2 separate regions of the Homo sapiens genome follow, and region 1 is linked to region 2. Evidence: chromatin contacts called from ENCODE Hi-C or POLR2A ChIA-PET data. All regions are on one chromosome and are shown on one strand. Each heading gives the region's core, a stretch centred on a gene start or an enhancer-like site at or near the end of the contact. The rest is flanking DNA. Distances are from core to core; before and after follow the strand shown.

Region 1 (2,700 bases), core at 108-2,607, 1.1 Mb after region 2:
GCCGGACCCCGTATCAAGAAAGAAAGAGAAAAGAAAAAGAACCAAAGAAAAAGAAAAGTCACCATCGCACGGTTAAGTCTGCCTTGCTACAGCTAAACAGTGACTTCCTAGGACCAAGAAATCGCAGCCAGGGCTAGACCGATGCCCTAAATCGGGACTTGCTTAGGCTGAGAAATCACATTTTGGCTAGTTATTTGGACAAGAGGTAGAAATAGCGGGCACCGCGAAATCGAAACTTGCTAGGACCAAGAAGCCAACGACGGGCGAAACCGCAGGGGCCTGCGATAGAGACGCCAGCGGCGCCGCCGGGGGACTGGGTTCAGGAGGCCGAGCAGGAACCCGTGCGTCGGCGCTCGCGGCGCTGTGAAGAGACGGCGTCCGCGCAGCTCCTCTGCCTCTGGCTCGGAGGAGCGGCGGGCTCCCCCGCCCAGCGCCGGCGTCGCCCGGGAACCCCAGACTCTGCGCAACTGGCTGCGATTCCAAATCCCTCAGATCGGCTACCAGAGCGCTGCCGCCACCGAGAAAATGGAGGCACCGAGGAACAAGATGTGCCGCGACCAAGAGAACTCGGCTTGGCGAAATGGCGGTGCTGGGACCCTAAGAGTGACGCCAGCCGGAGGAGTTCCCAAGGACAACATCCATTTTGGCGGAACCAACGGTGTTGTCACGCAGAAAATGTCGACCCTCGGAAAAGAGAGGTTCTGCGACCGAGAAATTCGGTGCAACAAGTGCTGTGACAGAAAACCCCCCGCTCGGCGCTGCTGGCGAAAGAGCCAACAAAACGCTGGGTGCTGCCACCGTGACACCGACTTTAGGACCCCGGCCTCGGATGGAGAAAGGAGGGTACGGAGCCACCACATAACTTCCTAATGTCTTCAAATAGCGAAAGTGCTAGCCGGAAACTGCCGGCTGGGTTTACCTATTGGTGCTCGTGTGGGACTAGCAGATTCGAGAAACCAGCGGGACTGGAACCTAGTACACTTCGGCAGTTGAGAAATGACTTACCAGGACAAATACTGCTTCTGGCTCGATGGTGCTGCCCATGAACATCCGCCGGCTCTGAGAAACGAGCTGCACTGTCAGTGAGAAACCGTGGGCACTGAGAAACGAGCGGACTGCAACTGATAACTGCCCACCCAGTGCCACTACGACAAAGTGCTGCTGGCACTACTCCCACCCTCCGTCCTCAAATCAGTCCCCTCCCGCCTAAGAAGACCTTTATTTTTCCTAGCGAAGTCATACTGAGGGCCCCATCAACCGATCCCTTGCGATGCGCATGGGAAAAGGAGGCAGTATAGGGACCGAGAATCGGGCGGATTGGGCTGGCCCTGGTAACAAAAGCCATCCGGGTCGCCAACCGTCTTCCACTGCAAGAAACAAACCTTCCAGTGGCTGGGCTCCGCCCTTCTCCTTGGTCAGAGCCCTCCAGGCTCCTAAGGGCGAAGCCGACACCTCATCCCTTTGGAACTTGAAGTTCTCAGTCCAAGACCTCCGTGGAGAGTGAAAGACTCAATGCCTCCTGACCGAGGCTTCAGGCCTGCCCCGGCAGCTAGGTACCTCTCCAGGGGATGGAACTCTGTGGGAACTGCTATTTAATTCTGATGGTTAACTCTGTCAGATGGCCTTGATATATGGGAATAATCGTTGCAGGAGGGTAGGGGAAATAAGAATCGCAAGACTCTAGCACAGGACGTGTGGATTGATGGTGAGGCCTTTGCTCCCTCTCCCCTTGAAATCCTCAAAGGGCAGTTCCCGATTTCTATCACCTTTGAAATTCATCCCTGATGTCTTCTCCATCTTTGGGAAGTGCAATGCAATTTCAAGCTCTTGAATCTTCCCTCTCCCACATTTGTCAAATATACTGACGCTACAAACTCCTTTCTTACAGGAAACCTGAAACTGCCATTGAGCAGAAGGAAAACATCCCTTTCCAGAACCTTTCTCGTTTTTCTAAAAATCTGCACTTTTGGAAGTGATCCCCCAAAGAGACCTCCAGACTCTACCATGAGTGTCTCCAGCTGAACTCATCGTGTCTAATCCTCACCCTAGCTTATCCTGTTCAAATCATTTCCATCTTTTTCTGGATGAACCTGGGCGGATGTCAGACCAGAGAAGAGCACAGAATGTACCAGAGAGGTAAGAAGACCCATTTTGGGCTCTCACTTCTCACCCACTCCCAAGATGGTCACCTCCAGTCTTCCCCCCTATACCTTACCCTTTCTTCAGCTAGCCAAAACCTGCCCTGGTACTTGAGGCTTCTTCAGTTGCCTTCTTTTGCAGGCAGTAGAATAAAGGAAAGAGGGCAGTGTCAATAGAAGAAAAGTTACAGCCACTTTATCTAATTGAAGATACTGTGCAGAGCCTTTGAAAAAACAAAATATCTCACCCACCATTCCTCTCTCCGTTTCCACCCTAGCTTCCTATTTTAGCAAAAATGGTGGGATCAGCACCTCTGGAGGGAAGGGGTCACTCTTCCAGGTTAGGAATGTGGACAGGAGTTATGGAGCTTACTTCCCTAAAGGAGGAGGCATTCTAGTTCCGGCATTCAGATTCTGTCTGATTCCAATATGGTGTTTGTGTGGGGTGGTCAGAGAAAGGGCAAGTCGGCAACTGTATATTCCTCAGCAAGAGACTATAAGACATTTGCATTTGGAAAATCAGGAGAGATGCTGATATGGTTTGGCTCCGTGTCCCCACCCA
Region 2 (2,700 bases), core at 118-2,617:
ACTGACTCGGTATTTGGTGATTTTAATGAATTAAAATTGCTTAGGTACAGTGGTCTGTTTCTTAAAATCTGTTTTTTTTAGGGACGGATACTGAGATATTTACAGATGATAGGTCTGGGATTTGTTTCAAAAGGATCCAGAATTGGGGGTGTAGTATTAGGTGAGTATAGCAACAGCACAAGATTAACCAGGTGTTGGTAATGGAATCTTGGATACTGGGCACACAGGAGCATATTATTCACTCTCCTTTTATAAATGTTCAAAATTTTCCGTAATAAAGTTTTTCTCATTCATTTAACAGATATCATTTTAATACTTTATACTTGAACTGATTTTTTTTCTTGCTCTAGTTCGTTTTTTGCTCTCAAAGTAAATCGTGTCCTAGAAAGTGATGAGAAATGCCATATGGTTAATCCGTGGTCCTTGTCCAGATTGCCTCCCAAAAACGAGGCTGCAATTTTATTGGTTATTGGCCCCTACCAACAACATGCAAATAATAAAATGTAATGAAACTTAAACTTGTATGTTACAGAGCCTTGCAGAACCTTAGTTATCAGGCTTTCTTGGATTCTGTTGACATTTAGATCCTCAGAGATTTACTTTTTGAATGTATACATACCCAGTTCTATGTAACAGATTAACTTGTAATACGTTCTCTTAAAGCACTTTTAAAGTAAGCCCAAAGTAAGTAGAATGGGCATCTGGTTTGAGAATTAAAAAACTCACTAGTGGGATTTCAACACCACCACATCTGGGTTCTTCTAGCCGTTTTTTGCCGCCCTTGCAAATTTTAAATGTGCTTATATTTTTGCATAGTGGGTCCAGACTTCTCATTTTGGCAAAAGGTTCTTTGTAATTGGCCCGCTGACTGCCTCTCTAGTCTGTTTTTGCTGATACTCAAGAAAATAAATGGTAACTTGGTGATTGAGGAAATAACACACACAAAAAACACCCCATACGTAGTATGGTAGTGCTGAAAAGGAAGCAAGTGGTTATTAAGCCCAAGACAGTGGCAGAGGTCTATCGAACAAGCGGAGTCGCCTAGGACCAGGCATAGTGGAAATGATCCCGGAGAGAACATCTTGAATGAAGCCAGGAAGTCAGCGGGCCAGAGGTTGTACAGGGGCTCTGCGGTTGGCGTGGCTGAGGTTGAGGCCACAAGTTACTGGGGAAGTTAATTGTTGACAGGAGCTTCGTACTCGGCTCACAGCCACGCACAGTGGGCTTCCTCCCAGTACCCGCCCTTGCCCCTGGGCCTAACCCTGCCCTGGAGGCGGACTCGCGGGAGAAGCGGGAGGCGGAACGCCCGAGGGCGCCCTCGGCTGGCGCGGAGCTGCGCAGGAGGCTGACGCGCTAGCGTGGCTCTAAGACGCGTCACCCACGCTGCGGGCAAGCCATGGCGGGAAGCGAGCCGCGCAGCGGAACAAACTCGCCGCCGCCGCCCTTCAGCGACTGGGGCCGCCTGGAGGCGGCCATCCTCAGCGGCTGGAAGACCTTCTGGCAGTCAGTGAGCAAGGAGAGGGTGGCGCGTACGACCTCACGGGAGGAGGTGGATGAGGCGGCCAGCACCCTGACGCGGCTGCCGGTGAGCGTCGGCCGCAGGCCGCGGAGGACAGTGGGGCCGGCCCGGGCCGGAGGGACCTCCCCTGGAGCCCCCCGGGGCCTGGGGAACTCTCGCGCCCCGGCCTGGGTCTGGCTCCGTCCATGCAGCCATTCCTGGCAGTGTAGTCACCGAGAAGCTACAGTTGATCAGAAGCGTCTTGGCGTGGACCCTGGTGCTCCGCAGGGGGCCCGAACATCTCAGGGAAGCACCTTCATGGGGCCCCTGGGGACCCTCCCGATCGCCCTCAGGTTTTCCACCCGCCAAAACAGGCACATGTGACTAGGACACCCTGAATGTCCGGTTACGGAAATGAGACAGTTCCCAACTTGCTGATTAGCTTGGGAAAGCATTCCAGCGTCCCTGTTCCCAGCGTCTTTGATTCCGGATCACTGTACCAAAACACTTGGAGGGCCAAGGTTTTTACCCTCTCAAGAGGACATTGTGCCTGTGGCTGTTATTGTGTATTTGAAGAAACAAAACGGCCCCTCAGTTGAAAATAAATGACTTAAGTTACAAGTGCCTCAAGTTACATCAAGGCCACGAGAATGACACACATAACTTATTGTTAAACTTTGGGGTAGATAGGTAAATGAAGAGAACAAAAATTATTGAAAATTATTACAATTCTTTGTCTCATTTGGACTATTGACACCTCTCTCCAATGTGTATATCAACGTGAAAGCTGCAGGTTTAGAATGCCTCCAAGTTTCTCCTTGCAGAGGTTTTTCATAACATTTTAATAGATTCTGTAGAGGAACTAAGATGACAAATTTACGGCCGGGCGCGGTGGCTCACGCCTGTAATCCCAGCACTTTGGGAGACCCAGGTGGGCGGATCACGAGGTCAGGAGATCAAGACCATCCTGGCTAACACGGTGAAACCCCGTCTCTACTAAAAATATAAAAAATTAGCCGGGCTTGGTGGCAGGCGCCTGTAGTCCCAGCTACTTGGGAGGCTGAGGCAGGAGCATGGCGTGAACCTGGGAGACGGAGCTTGCAGTGAGCCGAGATCTTGCCACTGCACTCCAGCCTGGGCGACAGAGCGAGACTGTGTCTCAAAAAAGAAAAAGACAAATGTACACTCTTTGATTTGGTCTG

Evidence for each region. Hi-C counts contacts between places; a loop is a spot of excess contacts on that map. ChIA-PET counts read pairs that join two places held with the same protein, here RNA polymerase II (POLR2A). Pooled maps may share reads with other maps.
Region 1: a map of B cell shows a loop between it and region 2 (4-fold over the local background). The contact joins the promoter of ANXA2R-OT1 here to the promoter of FBXO4 in region 2. A Hi-C loop is called at or near these places in 1 of 168 maps with a recorded cell type or tissue (B cell), 1 of 37 single-sample maps with no recorded cell type and 12 of 50 pooled maps. POLR2A ChIA-PET finds 5 or more read pairs at or near these places in 1 of 52 experiments (activated CD4-positive, alpha-beta T cell).

The regions. Positions count from the first base shown.
Region 1 is chr5:43,066,082-43,068,781 of GRCh38, forward strand. It overlaps ANXA2R-OT1 (ANXA2R overlapping transcript 1), which reads right to left and starts at 1,358. Exons shown (of 3, transcript NR_104651.1): 1 at 1,217-1,358; 2 at 1,006-1,076. It overlaps LOC100132356 (a long non-coding RNA gene), which reads right to left and starts at 890. Exons shown (of 1, transcript NR_034127.1): 1 at 1-890. It overlaps LOC100506639 (a long non-coding RNA gene), which reads left to right and starts at 942. Exons shown (of 3, transcript NR_102752.1): 1 at 942-1,705; 2 at 1,889-2,136. RefSeq lists an enhancer at 570-969.
Region 2 is chr5:41,923,914-41,926,613 of GRCh38, forward strand. FBXO4 (F-box protein 4) reads left to right here and starts at 1,368. Exons shown (of 7, transcript NM_012176.3): 1 at 1,368-1,585. The coding sequence starts at 1,397. RefSeq lists a silencer at 1,626-1,805.